Regions from separate parts of the Homo sapiens genome. Here all the other regions are linked to region 1. The links are chromatin loops, found by intact Hi-C in ENCODE. Cell type or tissue: A673. All regions are shown on one strand. Links, peaks and the distances in the headings refer to the core of each region. The heading gives the core; the rest is flanking DNA.

Region 1 (5,988 bases), core at 534-5,533:
AGAATGGCATGAACCTGGGAGGCAGAGCTTGCAGTGAGCCAAGATCGCACCACTGTACTCCAGCCTGGGCGACAGAGTGAGACTCCATTTCAAAAAAAAAAAAAAAAAATAGGATGCTAGTGGAGTTCTGAATTACTGTCTCTGACTTGAAACATAATGGAGAAAAACATTTTAATAATTCATATATCATGTTGGATGGTTTCTGATAATATTTCTTTTTTTTTCTTTTTTATTTTTATTATACTTTAAGTTTTAGGGTACCTGTGCACAACGTGCAGGTTTCAAAAGTGACTTAACATAAACAGACTATGAGTGTTATGTCTTGTTAGATGAACCTGCAAGTCACCTTAGAATCACAGTTTTAGAAAGGAACTTAAAGAACGAGTCCCGTTCACTTATTGTTTTTAATGAGGAAATAAGGACCTTGAGAAGATGTCTTACTTAGGGGGACTAACTGGGGGCCAAAACAGAATTGGAACACAACCATCTTGATTTTCTAGGCAAGTACCTCCCCACTCTCCCAAATAGCAAATTCTGTAGCTTATGTGCCAGGCACAATACAACTGCAGATCCGCAAAGCAGACCCAGAAACAAGCCAACATGCTTGCCTTTTAAATAAGCTGAAATAGTGAGGGAGAAGAAAAGGAAAAATCAGTTAGGCAGACCACTAAGGCTAGTCCTCTGAGAAAGAGCCTGAAAAAATCACAGCTACAGGCATAAATAGAGTAGCCTGGGGAAAAACCAAATGGCAGCTGCACTGATAAGAAAGCAAGGCCCAGCATAGAGCCTTTGTTCTTTGTGTGATTAGCAGGCTCTCAGGAAAAAATTTCCTCCCCTTTTCAGGCATTTATGTGGTGAGCTCCGTGGGAACTTGCACACGGAGGTGGGGAGCTTACCTAAAACAGACCCACAGTTACACAAACAAGAGAAGCTGCACTTTGTGTTTACCCAAGACATACACAGATAAGGAGAGTTACATACACAGCTTCATAGATAAGGGAAGTTACACAAACAGCTACAGAGTTGAGGGGAGTTTCACATAAAAGCTTTTGGATTCAACTGTAAAAACAGCAGCCCACTCGGGTCCCTTCTCCACTGTGGAGAGCTTTCTTTCTTTTGCTTATAAAAGTTTTGCTCCAACCTCACCCTTGTGTCCAGGCTCCTTAATTTTCTTGGTTGTGAGACAATGAGCTCAGATAACACCTCAGACTACAAGACCATTGACCCTAGACAGTTTCATTAGTATTGAGTTGTAGTGATTTCAAGAAGGCAGTTTGTTATCTTTATTCATATGGCCATGCTATATAGAGTCTGACTGGTTTATTACATTTTTGTGACTTATAAATGACAGTGTTATTTGTGAAGCTATCATCTTAGAACTGTACTTCTTCCAAGCAAGTGAATACCAGCTATAGAATTATCTAAAGAAAATGCACACTTTTTTAGTGCTTGGACCATTTAGGTATATGTGGGCCCTGGCCCTGGCCCTTCTCCCATGACATAAATTTCATAAGACAAAATTTTAACACTACTTTTGGCATCAGCATTTGAGAATTTATATTTTTTCCATATGATAACTTTTCCTTATTTATATTCACATCTGTGGTTAAGCCCTTCAGATCTTGTAAATTACACAAAAAAACAGAAAAGACAAAAACCTTAAATCTTAATTATCTTTCCCTGAAACGCATTTCTCCTGAATACTTTATTGTAGTTACATACCATTGACTGTTTCTTGTATAGAAACCAAGCCTGTCTGTAGATCTTAAATTAATGACTAAGAGGATTAAGTAAATGTACACCAAGTTGTGTATGTTGGAATTTCTTGAAAGAGAGTATCCAGTATTTTTCTGATATATTATGCATGTGTAAATTTAAAATTATAATGAAACACTTTTTTTGGTTTGTTTCCCAAAGTGATTGTATCTTTCAATGTATATAGTAAAGCAAAATGTAACCTATATCTTTGAAATATTGTCAGACACAATAAAATCAGTGATAACATAAGCCTTCCAGGAATTAGAAGCATATGAAAAAATAAAATAAGCAAAGTTGAACTATTTTAAGTTTATTGTTTTAATGGGAAGTGAAAAGCAATATGATCTTAATTATTGCTCATGTAACCGTTTTTTAAAACTTGCTTTAATGTAGCTGATGGATAATGCCTCTGACTATCCTTATTAAAAGTGTTCTCTGGCCAGGCATAGTGGCTCATACCTGTAATCCCAGCACTTTGGGAGGCTAAGGTGAGTGGATCACGAAGTCAGGAGATTGAGACCATCCTGGCCAACAAGGTGAAACCCAGTCTCTACTAAAAATACAAAAATTAGCTGGTCGTGGCGGCAAATGCCTATAATCCCAGCTACTCGGGAGGCTGAGGCCAGAGAATCCTTTGAACCTGGGAGGCAGAGGTTGCAGTGAGCCGAGATCGTGCCACTGAACTCCAGCCTGGAGACAGAGGGAAACTCCGTCTCAAAAAAAGAAAAAAAAAAGAAAAAAATGTTCTCCTCACTTTAGAACTTTTATTTCTCCATCCTTTTGAAAGCATGTCTTCTCTGATGCTTTCAAGTATTAAGCATAGTCATTTCCTAAACTGTTTAATTTAGTGTGTAGTTCATCTTAGTTATTTCATCCTTTGTGACTAGATTTTTTTTCTAGCTTTTGGTAGTGTTTTCTGTAATTAGATACATTATGAGTCATTGGCCAAGTCTGCCAGTTAATTTCTGAATGTCTGTTTCTCTTTTTTCCATAATGATATAGAACCCCTAATTTCCTTCCTTCCTTCCTTCCTTCCTTCCTTCCTTCCTTCCTTCCTTCCTTCCTTCCTTCCTCTCTCTTCTTTTCCTTTTCTTTTCTTTCTTGTTTCACCAGGCTGGAGTGCAGTGGTGCAATCACCTTGAACTCCTGGATTCAAGCAGTCCTCCCACCTCAGCCTCTCAAGTAGCTAGGACTATAGGCATATACCACTACACCTGGCTAATTTTTAAATATTTTTCTAGAAACAGGGTCTCACTATATTGCCTATAGGCTGGTCTCAAACACCTGGGCTCAGGCAATCCTCCTGTCTCAGCCTCCTAAAGTGCTGGGATTATGGGCATGAGCTACCACACCTGGCCCCAGAACCCCTAATTTCTATCTAAGCACATGCTACCAAGAATAAAGAATATATTCTCAGTTCCACTTGAAATTAAGTATGGCTGTCACAGTGGTTTAGCCAATGGATATACAGAAGAAATGGAATCCGGGAACTTTTCTTAAAGGCCTTGGCACATACTCTTTGTCTCCCTTTCCTTCCACTCCCATTCTTTCTGTGTTCTTTCAGCCTGTTACTTAGAGGATGTGGTAGTTACCATTTCAGTCCATAAGAGCAAGAACCATACCCTAGGGTTGGCAAAGCAGTGGACTGAAAAGAGCCTGAGATCCTGAGGATATTGTGTAGAAATCTGCCATCCCAGCCTTGGGCTGCCTACCTCTAGACTTATGTGACAGACAAACAAACTTCTGTTTTGTTTAAGTCACTATATTTTTGTCTATTATTGCCAAACCAATTATAATTGAGGTTTAAGGGCAAGCTGTTGACCTTGGTCTATGGGTGAGAATTGTGTGGAAGATACCATTTATTTACATCTGTAAAGTATTGACAGATTTGTAACCTTAAAGTGAGGTAGGTGACTTTAGTGACATCACATATTTATTAGATTTATAGCAGCTTTAGTAAAAAGTTCTTTGTAATGGCGTGCTTGGTTACACTATTATTTAGCAGAGTGAAAAACTGAAATTAACCTCAATGTTTAATAATGAATAGATAGAATGGCATCTTAAATCATATTGCTATTCCAGTTTAATGGAATAGCCATTTTTCCTTTAACTGCTTTATTAAGATATAATTCATAGACCTTACAATTCACTCATATAAAGTGTACAATTCAATGGTTTTTAGAGCATTTACAGAGTTGTACAATCATCGCCACAGTCTGATTTTAGAACATTCTCATCATTCCCAAAAGAACATTTTAGAACATTTCCATCATCCCCTTGACCATTAGCAGTTACTCCCCATGCCCCCAACACACACCCCAGCCCTAGGCAACCATGAATCTACTTTCTATTTATATATATTTTCCTATTCTGGACATTTTATATGAATGGAATCATACAATATATGCTGTTTTGTGACTAGCTTCTTTCACTTAGCATAATGTATTCCAGGTTCATTTATGTTAAAGCATGTATCAGTACTTCATTACTTTTTATTGCTAAGTATAATAATATTCCATTGTATGGATATACTACATTGTATTTACCTATTCATCAACTGATGGACATTTAAGTCTTTCCACTTTTTATCTACTATGAATAATGCTGCTATGAACATTTCATTTTTATGTGGATATATGTTTTTTTTTCTATTGCGTATATATCTAAGAGTGGAATTGCTGGGTCATCTAATAACTATGTTTAACGTTTTGAGGAAGTGCCAACTGTTTTTCAAAGTAGCTACACCATTTTCATACCCACCAGCAATGAATAAGGGTTCTAATTTCTTCACATCCTCAACAACATTTATCTGTCTTTTTAAATATAGCCATCCTAGTGGGTGTTAAGTGGTCTCTTGTGATTTGCATTTCTCTAATGGCTAATAATATGGAACATCTTTTCATGTGCTTATTGGCTATCTCTCCCTCTTTTTTTTTTTTTTTTTTTTTTTGAGATGGGTTCTCACTCTATCACCTAGGCTGGAATGCAGTGACATGATCTTGGCTCATGGAAACCTCCACCTCCTGGGCTCAACCAATCCTCCTGGCTCAGCCTCCTGAGTAGCTGGGACTACAGGCAAGGCCACCATGCTTGGCTAATTTTTTTTTTTGTAGAGACAGGGTTTTGCCATGTCACCCAGGCTGGTCTTGAACTCCTGGACTCAAGTGATCCACCCATCTCAGCTGCCCAAAGTGTTGGGATTGCAGGCGTTAGCCACAGTGCCCAGCCTGGCTATTTTTTGTATCTTCTTTGGAGATAAAAAAGAAGCCAATAAAAGAAGATATTGAATATACTTCAATATCTTCTGAAGAATATTGAATAGAAAGAATAGAATATCTTTCTATTCACCTCCTTTGCCATTTTTAATCTGGGTTAATTGTCTTTTTGTTAATGAATTATAAGAGTTCTTTATATATTCTGGATACAAGTACTTTATCATATATATGATTTGCAAATATTTTCTCCTATTCATGGATTTTTTTTTTTTTGCTTTCTTGATGACATTGTTTGCAACACACAGTTTTTAATTTTGATGAAGTCCAATTTATCTATACTTTCTTTTGTTGATTGTGCCTTTGGTTTGTACCTAAGAAACCATTGCCCAACCTAAGATCATGAAGATTTACTCCTACATTCTAAGAGTTTTACAGTTTTAATTTTTACATTTAGGTCTATGATTTGAGTTAGTATAGTTTGAGGTAGGAGTCCAGATTCATTCTTTGGCATGTGGATATTCAGTTGTTCCAGCACCATTTGTTGAAATGACTATTTTTTCCTTCATTGACTTGTCTTAGCAGAAATAACCATCTTTAAGTTTATTTTTCTGACTATGTGTGATGTGTTCTTATAAAAAATTAAACACCATATAAATAAAAAAAAGAAAAAGGCCCTTAAAATACCACCTCCAGGCCAGGTGTGGTGGCTCATGCCTGTAATCCTAGCACTTTGAGAAGCCATGGCAGAATAGCTTGAGTCCAGGAGTTTGAGACCAGCCCGGGCAACATGGCAAAACCTTGTCTGTACGAAAAATACAAAACATTAGCTGAATGTGCCTGTTGTAGTCTCAGCTACCCAGGAGGCTGAAGTAGGGGGATCACCTGAGCCCAGGAGTTCAAGGCTGCAGTGAGCTGTGATCACACCACTGTACGCCTGGATGACAGAGTAAGACACTGTCTCAAAAAACAAACAAACAAACAAAACCACCTTCAAAGATAATTGTTAATATTATAA
Region 2 (5,000 bases), core at 1-5,000, 320 kb after region 1:
TGATTAGTACTTCCCTGACTTTTGCATATACCCCCTTCTGTCTGCTTCTTGGTCTTGTGACCTGCAACACTCTGCAGGACAGTTTAGAACAGTCCCTTGGTTGCTCATTAGTTTGTTTCATGTTTGAAGGCTTTTCAAGCCATTTTAACTAATTAAGTTGGGTGACTTATTCTAAACAGGAAATATCCATCTGTAGTATTTGTACATTTGCCAGGTAATCCAGGCCTAGTTGTTATTTTATTTATCCCGTGGCAGGGTGCCAGTGCCATTTCTTGTCTCTGTGTTTGGATCATCACTTCTGTGGAGGACAATGTTGCAACTGAAGCAATGGGACACATTCAGGACTCAACAGAGGACCATACCTGGAACCTTGAGGATCTTTCAGTCATCTGGAGAACATTATTAACAAGACAAAAGAGCAAAACTCTCATCAGAGGTTTCCAGCTTTTCTTTAAGGTAGTGATAGTTGCTTCACTTCTTTCCAGAGCTTAAGAGATTACTTCAGCATATCCCTTCTTGGCTTTTTCTTATTTCCATCCCTGGATTTTTTTTTAGCCAACAACAGATAATGATGATAATATTAGAAGTACCACTTACTGGCCAGGCGCAGTGGCTCACGCCTGTAATCCCAGCACTTTGGGAGGCTGAGGCGGGTGGATCACTTGAGGTCAGGAGTTTGAGACCAGCCTGTTCAACATGGTGAAACCCTGTCTCTACTAAAAATACAAAAATTAGCCAGGCATGGTGGCGTGGGCCTGTAATCCCAGCTACTCAGGAGGCTGAGGCAGGATAATTGCTTGAACCTGGGAGGTGGAGGTTGCAGTGAGCCGAGATCGTGCCACTGCACTCCAGCCTGGATGACAGGGCAAGACTGTCTCAAAAACAACAACAACAACAAAAGTACCATTTACTTAGCAAAGTCGTATTTATTTTATTTTGTTTTTTGAGACAGGGTCCTACTCTGTCATCCAGGTTGTAAGGTTGTAGTTCAGTGTCATAATAAGGCTCACTCCAGCCTCAACCTCCAAGGCTCAGGTGATCCTCCCAACTCAGCCTCCCAGATGGCTAGGAAAACAGGCACACACCACCATGCCTGGCTTTTTTTTTTTTTTTTTTTTCGCATTTTTAATAGAGACAGGGTTTTGCCATGTTGACCAGGCTAGGCTAGTCTTGAACTCTTGGGCTCAGTGATCCTCCTGCCTCATCTTCCCAGAGCACTGGGATTACAGGCATCAGTCACCACACCTGGCCCAGGGTGGTTTTTTGTTTTTTGTTTTTGTTTTTGTTTTGAGACAGAGTCTCGCTCTGTCACTCAGGCTGGAGTGCAGTGGCACGATCTCGGCTCACTGCAACCTCCGCCTCCCGAGTTCAAGCAATTCTCCTGCCTCAGCCTCCCGAGTAGCTTGGACTACAGGCGCGTGCCACCACGCCCAGCTAATTTTTTGTATTTTTAGTAGAGACGGGGTTTCACCATGTTGGCCAGGCTGGTCTCAATCTCCTGACCTCGTGATCCTCCCACCTCGGCCTCCCAAAGCGCTGGGATTTACAGGCGTGAGCCACCGCTCCAAGCCTCAGGGTGCTTTTTATACATTATTTTAGTGAGTTTTCACAATAATCCTATGTGAAAATAATATTAGATATTATGGGCCAGGCACGGTGGCTCACACCTGTAATCCCAGCACTTTGGGAGGCTGAGACGGGCGGATCATTTGAGGCCAGGAATTTGTGATGAGCCTGGCCAACATGGCAAAACCCCGTCTCTACTAAAAATACAAAAAAAAAAAAGAAAAGAAAAAAGCCGGGCGTGGCAGGATGCACCTGTAAACCCAGCTGCTTGGGAAGCTGAGGCACGAGAATCACTTGAACCCGCAAGGTGGAAGTTGCAGTGAGCCAAGATCACACCACTGCACTGCAGCCTGGGTGACAGAGCAAGACCGTGTCTCAAAAAAAAAAAAAAAAAGATATTATGAAGTGATGTTGCTCTCATTTGACAGACTAATAAATCAAGGCTCACAAAACTTAAGTAACTTATCCAAGGTCTCAAAATACTTCAGTAAGTGGTGTATTTACAGTTCAGAGCCATACTTTCTAATTCAGAACTCCTATTATCTGACTGAGCGACTCCCACTGACAACAATAAAATGTATGAATCAGTGCCACAGGCAACAGTAGGTAAGGTGGATCAGTAGAGCAGATTATCCAGGTGTGTGTGTTTAAAATGTTATGCCTGGGCATGCTAGCGCACACTTGTAATGCCAGCCCTTTGGGAAGCCTAGGCGGATGGATCACTTGAGTCCAAGAGTTCAAGACCAGCCTGGCAACACAGTGAACCCCGTCTCTACAAAAAATACAAAAACTAGTTGGGCACGGTGGCACGCACCTCTAGTCCCAGCTACTCTAGAAGCTGAGGTGGGAGGATCACCTGAGGTCAAGGCTGTAGTGAGTGAGCTGTGATCATGCCACTGCACTCCAGCCTGGGCGACAGAATGAGGCTATGTCTCAAAAAAAATAATAAAAAATAATAATAAAGGTGTCATAGCACCATCTAGTGGAATGCTTCCTGCCTGTGTGCAATAGGCCAAGTATAGAGTAGACAGAAAATTGATTGTTGAGTAGGTATAACTGGACTGAGTATCATTTTTCCAAAAGGAAAAGAAATTATATTTAACTTTAACGTACATGATTTAATCTGTGAAGCTATTGCTAATAGCATTTCTTTTTTTTTTTTTTGAGGCAGAGTCTTGCTCTGTTGCCCAGGCTGGAGTGCAGTGATGTGATCATAGCTACAGCTACAACCTCTAGGTCTCAAGTGATCCTCCCTCAACTTCCCGAGTAGCTGGGACTATAGGCACATGCCACCACACTTGGCTAATGTTATTTATTTATTTATTTATTGAGACAGAGTCTCACTCTGTCGCCCAGGATGGAATGCAGTGGCACAGTCTTGGCTCATTGCAACCTCCACCTCCCAGGTTCAAGTGATTCTCATGCCTCAGCCTCTGGAGTAGCTGTGATTGCAGGCATGCACCACCATGCCTGGCTACTTTTTTATATTTTAAGTAGAGATGGGGTTTCATCATGTTGGCCAGGGTGGTCTCGAACTCCTGGCCTTAGGTGATCCCACTGGCTCGGCTTCCCAAAGTGCTGGCATTACAGGCATGAGCCACTGTGCCCTGCCTTATTAATAGCATTTTTAACATTCTCTTATTTGGCATTATTCATTGAAAAAATATTAAGTTCAAAATTTTGTAATTTTTTTCAAACTCTTTGTCAAAGGATTCCCCGTTACTACTGGTGATGGAGATGTATGAACTGTGTATGTTCTTCAGGAATTATAAAGAAGCTGAAGCTAAACTTCTGGAGTTTCAGAAGAGCCTTGAAACGGTAAGTTGGAATTATGGTGCTCTTTCTCACTGATCTGCACTTGGTTGGCATGCATGGACTTTTTTGTTTTTGTTTAAAGACTTGGTGTCTCACTCGGTTACTCAGGCACAGTGTTACGATCACAGCTCACTACAGCCTTGAACTCCTGGGCTCAAGGGATCCTCCTGCCTCAGCCTCCCAAGTAGCGTGGCTAATTTTTAATCTTTTTTTTTTTTTTTTTGAGACAGTGTCTGGCTCTGTCGCCCAGGCTGGAGTGCGGTGGCATGATCTCCGCTCACTGTAACCTCCACCTCCCAGGTTCAAGCGATTCTCCTGCCTCAGCCTCCAGAGTAGCTGGGATTACAGGTGCCCACCACCACACCCAGCTAACGTTTTGTATTTTTAGTAGAGACAGGGTTTCACCATGTTGGTCAGGCTGGTCTTGAACTCCTGACCTCAAGTGATCCACCCACTTCAGCCTCCTGAAGTGCTGGGATTACAGGCGTAAGCCACTGCACCCGATCATTTTTAATATTTTTTTTATAGAGAAGAAGTCTTGCTTTGTTGCCCAGGCTGGTTTGGAACTCCTTGCCTCAAGCAGTCCTCCTGCCTCGGCCTCTCAAAGTGTTGGGATGACAGGCATGAGCCACCATGTCCGGCCACACTGGTCTTCACTGTAATGAAGATTTGAAAGTTATATATTTGAAAATACCAAATCAGTTATTTGAATATGCCTAGGATTCTAAAACCACAGAAAATAGGCACATTAATTTCCTTAGCCTATTACTCCCTATGGCCAGTTGGCTACCTCCCAGGTATCTTCTTATTCTTGCCTGACCAGCTTAACCAGTTCCATCATCTGTTCACATTTGTTCCTCTTCTTAGAGCAACAGAGTTAGGTATACAAGTAATTAAATAAAGACTAAGCACTAATGCCCTAATCCCAGCTAATTTTAACAAGGACACTCAGGAGGATAAAGAATCAAGAAGAGAAATATTTTTTAAAAAAGAATAGAAGTATTATATAACTTTTGTTCTTCTAAACATCAAAATCCAGTCAGAATGGTTATAGAAAACATTCAGGAACAGTGTCTAAGCAGGAATAGTAGCAATTTAGTGAGCTGACTACCAGTGTTCTTTCTCATAATAATTCCCTTAAACAACTTTGCATTAAGGGAGATGCTGCAAAAGCAAAATGATCTTTTTACTTAGAGTAGGTAAGTCCTATTGGAATTTAAGAGAAGAGGATGAGAAATGGACAGGGAGGACCACATAGGGCATAGGAAAGACAGTAGAGAAGGAAATTCATTCCAAATAGAGGTAAGAAGATAGCAGTAATGTGACACATGATTTTATAAACCATTCCTTAATTTAAGATCTTGGCAGTCTTGAGAATTCCATTGAAGGGAATATTGTCTTCTAAAACCTACGTCACAGCCAAAAAGCCCTGCATGTTAAACTTACCTTCAGAATGACTTTTATGGTGTGTTCAGAAGTATACAGGAAGTATTCAGCCAAGACTAGGGCCTAACTCAGCACTAGGCACAGAGGTACTGAATTATAAGTTTTTGGTGCCTATTAACATATACGTGTTTTGAAACCCGGCAGTTAAGTTTCTATTCCACCAAAACGCCCAG
Region 3 (5,988 bases), core at 605-5,604, 57 kb after region 1:
AGTGACAGATAGTGTATGATTCCACTTATATGAAATAAGTAGCCAAACTCACAAAAAGTAGAATGGTGTTTGTTAAGGGCTGCTGAGGGGGTAAAATGGGCAGTTGTTACTTAACAGGTATTCAGTTTCAGGTTTACAAGATGTGAAATTCTAGAGATCTGTTGTATAACAATGTGAATATAGACAACAATATTGAATTATACACTTAAAAAGATTTAAGATGGTAGATTTTATGTTATGTATTTTACCACAATATATTTTTATAAAACAATAACTAGAAGAAAAAGAAGACTCCATTTTGAGACATTTAGAATCACAAAACATTATTATATATCAATAGCCCTACCTGGATGTCCCAAGACACCTCAGTCCCAGCATGTCCAAACCTAAGTGTCTCGTAATTCTTGTAGGAATTCAGAAGTCATCCCAGATGCCTCAATTCCCACCTCCTGCGGGATCTGAAAGAAGGAGAGGGATTAGGCAATGGGAAATGGGTGTAGTTGGAGGTGAAATGGGGGTGTGGTGGCCACCAGGTGAGGGGTTTAGGAGTCTCCAGGGTCACTGGTGACTTGATACAGATTTGCATTTCAGCAAGATTGTTATCAGCAGAACAAAGTTGAATGGAGCCAGGAGAGCTTGGGCTGGAGACCAGCTCATTGGACCTTGGGAGGAAATTCTACCTCCTACTTTGACCTCAAGTTTGCCAGGACCAACACGGCTAGAACAAAGCCTCTCATGACAAAATAGCCAATTGGGAAACCTTTGAATTTTCCTCCCACCCTTAAAACACGCTTCAGGCACTCAAGGGAAAGGGAAAATGGAAGAGGAAAGGAAGAAAAACAGGGTCTCTTGCGCCCTGCAGGTGTGCAGGGCAGCCCTCCACAGGCCCACAGGAGGCTTGGCAGCAGGGAGCAGGTGACTGCTGTGCATCTGGGATGAGACTAGCACTTTCCCCACACACTGCTAGCTGTCCCCCACCCGAAGACAGTGGGAGCACATTGCACTCTTTCCACAACTGGCAGAGTCAAGCCTAAAAACTGCTAGAATCCCTTCACTTTCTTCCAAATGCCAGCCTTGTAGAGTGGTCAGATTTTCTTAATGTTGATATGAAAACCATGAGAATACAGTTGTCCTCGGTATCCTGGAGTAGGGGAAGGATTGGCTCCAGGAACCCTTTGTGGATGCCAGAATCCAAGGATTCTCAAGTCCCTTGTATGTAATAAAATGGTCTAGTATTTGCATATAACCTACATGCATCCTCGCATCTACTTTAAATCCCCCTAGATTACCTCTAATACCTAACACAATGTAAATGCTCTGTAAATAATTGTTATACAATATTATTCATTTGCATTATGTTTTATTGTTGTATTGCTGTTTTTTATTTTTTGAATATTTTTGACCTCAGGTTTGGTTGAATCCAGGATGCAGAACACAACTTTTCCACAAAATAATTTAAAATACTTGTCAAAAGATAAAATGACTGCAATTTAATTTAAAAGATTTTCTTTGGCTTTATTTGCAATTCTAGAATTGGGCAACACTTCATTCCATAAAATAGCCTGTGTTCCAGTGAGGTAAACAGAGGAGGTTGGTTTTACAAACAGAAAAGAGCTAAAGAAAGCAGAAACACAAGAAAAAGCAGATTGGTCATTTCGGTTATTTTCCTTGTAAGGTGGGAACAGGGAAATAGAACAACAGAAAAATAACTGATTGGTTAAGATCAGGTTTCTTCAGGTCATTATTTTTTATTTTTTGGTAAGGATTAAAGTAGAGGGAACTTTATTATCATGCTGACTGAAACTGGCCTGTTTGGGATATTTGGCTATTATCTCTCCTGATTTCTCTGAAGGTCATATAAGAACTTAGTTTTGCTTTGATGATGTGGAACTTTAGTATGAGTGGCTCCATTTTGGGTTTTTAATTCTGTTCTCTTGGGGCGCTGTGCAGAAGCAAAACAGTGGCCTCCTGTAATTTCTATTTAACATGCTTTACTCTTATCAAAAGGACAAGATTGTCCAGGGTTGGTTCAACCATAGTGTGAACTAATTATGGAAAAAGAACTTTGATTTTACTTCTTTTGTAATAAGAGTGAACGTATTTACTGAGTCGGCATTCCCTTTCATGATTATCATTATATGAAGGAGGAAATTGGGGCACACAGGGGTTACATAACTACCCTGAGGTCACGCAGCTGGTGGGGGAAGCCTGGGTTGCATGTTGACAGGCAGTTCCAGAGTCTGAGTTCACTGTGCCACTCAGGTTGGCTGGAGGAGGGAAAAGGCATCTTCCTTCCATTTCTGCTTGTGTTGAGGCTGTTGCTACAACCCAAGCAAGACGTGTTGAGGGAATCAACTCAGTTATGCAGGTGGAAGTAGAGGAAAAGGGACCAATGATGACATAGCTAGAAAATATATATTTAGGCTAATGTAAAAAATGTATTTAGGAAAAGCAAGGTAACATTTAGTATGTGAGAGGTACCTGAGATGATTCCATGTCCCCGCAGAGAGTACTTCCTGAAGTATTTCCATGAGTTACTTCAGGAGTGGGCTGGTAGGGCAGCGGGAGGAGCTGAAGGGGATAGAAGGGAGAGTATATATGTGATTCAGATATGTATTTCTGACTTGAAGTGAAATATGCTGGAAAACTCACACAACTATGGTAAAGAAAAATTACTCAATTCCTTTTTACCCTCTTGTACAGTCACTCATTAAAAGATAAGAATTTCGGCCGGGCATGGTGGCTCACACCTGTAATCCCAGCACTTTGGGAGGCAGAGGCAGGCAGATCACTTGAGGCCAGGAGTTCGAGACCAGCCTGGCCAACATGATGAAACCACATCTCTACCAAAAATAGAAAAAAATTAGCCACGCGGCGTGGCACGCACCTGTAATCCCAGCTACTCGGGAGCCTGAGGTGGGAGGATGGGAGGATCACTTGAGTTCAGGAGGTCGAGGCTGCAGTGAGCCGAGATCATGCCACTGCACTCTAGCCTGAGTGCAGCGACATCTGACATCAGGGACTGCTGATGAGTTACAAAAAATAAATAAATAAATAAATAAAATAAAGAAAGAAAGAAATTCCTTTAGGAAACCTTGAATATGATTGAGATGACAAAACCCTTGGGAATGAGAAAAAAAGGAGCTGTGGAGATAAAAGTGAAAGTTCGGGATCTCAGAGGAGCTAAGAAACTTTGGTACATGAGAAATTGGATAAATGGAAGAGTATCTGAGACAGAAAAGGATTAAGCAAACAGAGGATTGTGGCCAACATCATGGCAAGGAAACATGAAAAGCAAGGTTTTGAGCAACCATGCTGCAGTAACTTCCTAAAACATTGTAGTCTCCACAGTGTGCTTAGGGCAATATTTACAAACCTACAGGCTGATGTTAAAATGGTTTTGTGCTCAGGTAGCATGTCTCCTACAGAGACAGGAGGCAGGAGACAAGCCTGAGTTGCAAGGGTAATTAGAATCAGCCAGAAAAAGAATGGAAAAAGAAAGTTGGTGTGCAGGGAGAAGAATTTATTTGAACTTCTCCATCAAGCGTGTTCCGTTATAGGCACAGCACAGGCTGTGGGCACAGCACCCTCTAGTGTCTGGGAGAGTCACTGCAGCTTTGCTGTGTGGTAGGAGCACAGTTGTTCAGCTCCGTTAACTTGAACAAATATTTACAGTAGTGTTCTCTCTAGTGACCCAGGGCCTACTTGGTGTGCATGACTGTTGTTCTAAGCTTTAGTCTTACCACCTCTCCACCTTGAAATGGGGCGTTCAGGTCTGGCCTGGCTGGAGGCAAGGCTATGAATTGTATGCTGTGGAACTGTCTTTCAGTGTCTGTGAATTTGCCTACTAGTGCCTTTAGCAGGGAAGGTGGGGTGCTCTCCCATGTTTGAAATAAAGGCCTTAGTCTTTAGTTTCAATTTAACCTGCAGTTCAACATTTCACGCAGTATAATGCAGCCATAAAAAAGAATGAGATCATGTCTTTTTCAGGGACATGGATGAAGCTGGAAGCCATCCTTCTCAGCAAACTAACACAGAAACAGAAAACCAAATACCACATGTTCTCACTCATAAGTGGGAGTTGAACAATGAGAACACACGGGCACAGGGAGGGTAACATCACACACTGAGGCCTGTCGGGGGGTGCGGGGCAAGGGGAGGGAGGGCATTAGGACAAATACCTAATGCATGTGGGGCTTCAAACCTAGGTGATGGGTTAATAGGTGCAGCAAACCAGCATGGCACATGTATACTTATGTAACAAACCTCAGGTTCTGCACATGTATCCCAGAACTTAAAGTAAAAAAAACAAAAAAAAATCCACTTGGTATAACAGAAGGATCGCTTTACACAGCGGTCACTGATGTCTGATGTGGGACCAGCAACAACTTTAAGGAAGGTTTTGGTGACAATCAGCTATCATAAGGTGGCTATTTCTAGACTGATTACCTCCCTCCCTCCCATCCTCCCTTCCTTCCTTCCCTCCTTCCTTCCTTCCTTCCGATGTAGCCAGTCTAAATTATCAAGAGATAAAAAAAAACTCCCTTAAGCCCTTTTGCCCCCATCAGGCTGCTTTGGATGCAGCTCCACCGTTTACTGCCTTAGTGTTACCATGGGTGGGTTCCTCAGTCTCATCATATGAAAAAGGGACAATAGTAGGATGTACCATGTAGGGTTTCTGTGAGTATTAAATGAGGTAATGCCTGTAAAGCACACCGTACCTGACATAAAGAAGCCATTGAGCAATATCAGCTAGGCAGCAATAACATTAAAGCTTTGAGCTTTGTTTCATGGGAGAAGAGGTTCAAATTAGCACTGAGCCTCTTCAACAGAAAGGGCTGGTAACTTGACATAAGTGAAAACCTCTGACCTTCCTTGGAAACACTAGTTTGGATAGTGGTTATTTAACAAGTACAAACACTTGAGTTTGGGGCCAAGCAGTGTACCTGGTGCTAAAGAGATGGAAGGCGTGGTCTTTGGCTTCAAGGTGTTTATTATCTTGTTAGGAAAAAATAAAAAGCCACTGATCACTAAGCACGGTGATAGTACCGAGCAGCATTTGTCCTTTGGTGTTGTTTAGTGCGGTGGGGCTGCCTATGAAAGTAGCTAGTTAGGCCCTTTTGGAAGGAGGTAAGCTTTGAACAGTGCCTCCTCCCAGAGTTTTCTTCATGGGGCTCAGCTCTGACATTCTCATCACTTGTTTGGCAGCTCTTTGCACCACCCCTGAAGGAGAAAAGTCATATTCCACCTTGGGGCTACAGTAGGGTACAGTGGAAGCAGGCTTCATCCACTCTCTGGTAGCATGACCTTGACCAAGTTATTTAACTTCCCAGCTTCGAGTTTCTCATTTCCAAACTAAGTGGTATGGTGAGGATAGAGTCTAGCCCACTGTCTGGCACATGACAGGTGCTGTGAACATTTCCATCTCTCTCTGTCTCTCTTTTTTTTTTTTTTTTTTTTTTTTTTTTTGAGACAGAGTCTCACCCTGTCACCCAGGCTGAAGTGCAGTGGCACAATCTGGGCTCACTGCTACCTCCATCTCCCGGGTTCAAGCAATTCTCCTGCCTCAGCCTGCTGAGTAGCTGAGACTACAAGCACGTGCCACCACGCCCGGCTAATTTTTGTATTTTTGGTAGAGATGGGTGTCACCATGTTGGCCAGGCTGGTCTCAAACTCCTGACCTCAAGTGATCTGCCCGCATCAGCCTCCCAAAGTGCTGGGATTACAGGCATGAGCCACTGCGCCTGGGTACATCTCTTTTCTTGATTACCTTCAAAGAATAAAATGAACACTTGGATTGATTTGGCCACTCAGTGGCCTTCCTTGTCACTAGGACTTTCCTAGCCTGTTGACAATGAGGAAAGAAGGCTTAGTAAACCAACACTACTACAACTACTGCTGCTACTGCTACTACTACTAGCTGTGAACACCAGAATAGCTCAGATTACTTTTGAACCTGTGAGAGGGGCCAAAATGCAGGTCTTATGT

The links. A loop is a pair of places that touch in the nucleus more often than their neighbours do. Peaks named below come from ENCODE experiments on the same cell type or tissue, not always from the same donor. Only the 100,000 strongest peaks of a DNase experiment are listed, where the experiment ranks them.
Region 2: it touches region 1 in a loop (3-fold over the local background); 14 of 110 quality-filtered maps call a loop at or near these places.
Region 3: a loop joins it to region 1, with 2.7 times the contacts of the local background. A loop is called at or near these places in 16 of 110 quality-filtered maps.

What each region holds. Positions count from the first base shown.
Region 1 is chr15:44,908,109-44,914,096 of GRCh38, reverse strand. No RefSeq gene overlaps it. Among named protein-coding and RNA genes, the nearest start is that of TERB2, 46 kb to the left of the region's middle. In A673, for the core only: no CTCF peak of the experiment used is centred there; DNase peaks (open chromatin) are centred at 1,706, 2,756, 3,176, 4,596 and 2 weaker places; H3K4me3 peaks cover 454 bases; H3K27ac peaks cover 5,000 bases.
Region 2 is chr15:44,590,715-44,595,714 of GRCh38, reverse strand. SPG11 (SPG11 vesicle trafficking associated, spatacsin) reads left to right here. Exons shown (of 40, transcript NM_025137.4): 26 at 256-456; 27 at 3,277-3,384. Among named protein-coding and RNA genes, the nearest start is that of EIF3J, 56 kb to the right of the region's middle. RefSeq lists an enhancer at 2,537-2,636. In A673, for the core only: a CTCF peak has its summit at 2,552 (motif pointing left); a DNase peak (open chromatin) is centred at 2,534; H3K27ac peaks cover 634 bases.
Region 3 is chr15:44,851,133-44,857,120 of GRCh38, reverse strand. LOC105370798 (a long non-coding RNA gene) reads right to left here and starts at 2,564. Exons shown (of 2, transcript XR_932185.3): 1 at 2,482-2,564; 2 at 347-458. It also overlaps the pseudogene SORD2P. In A673, for the core only: a CTCF peak has its summit at 3,595 (motif pointing left); a DNase peak (open chromatin) is centred at 3,590; H3K27ac peaks cover 1,465 bases.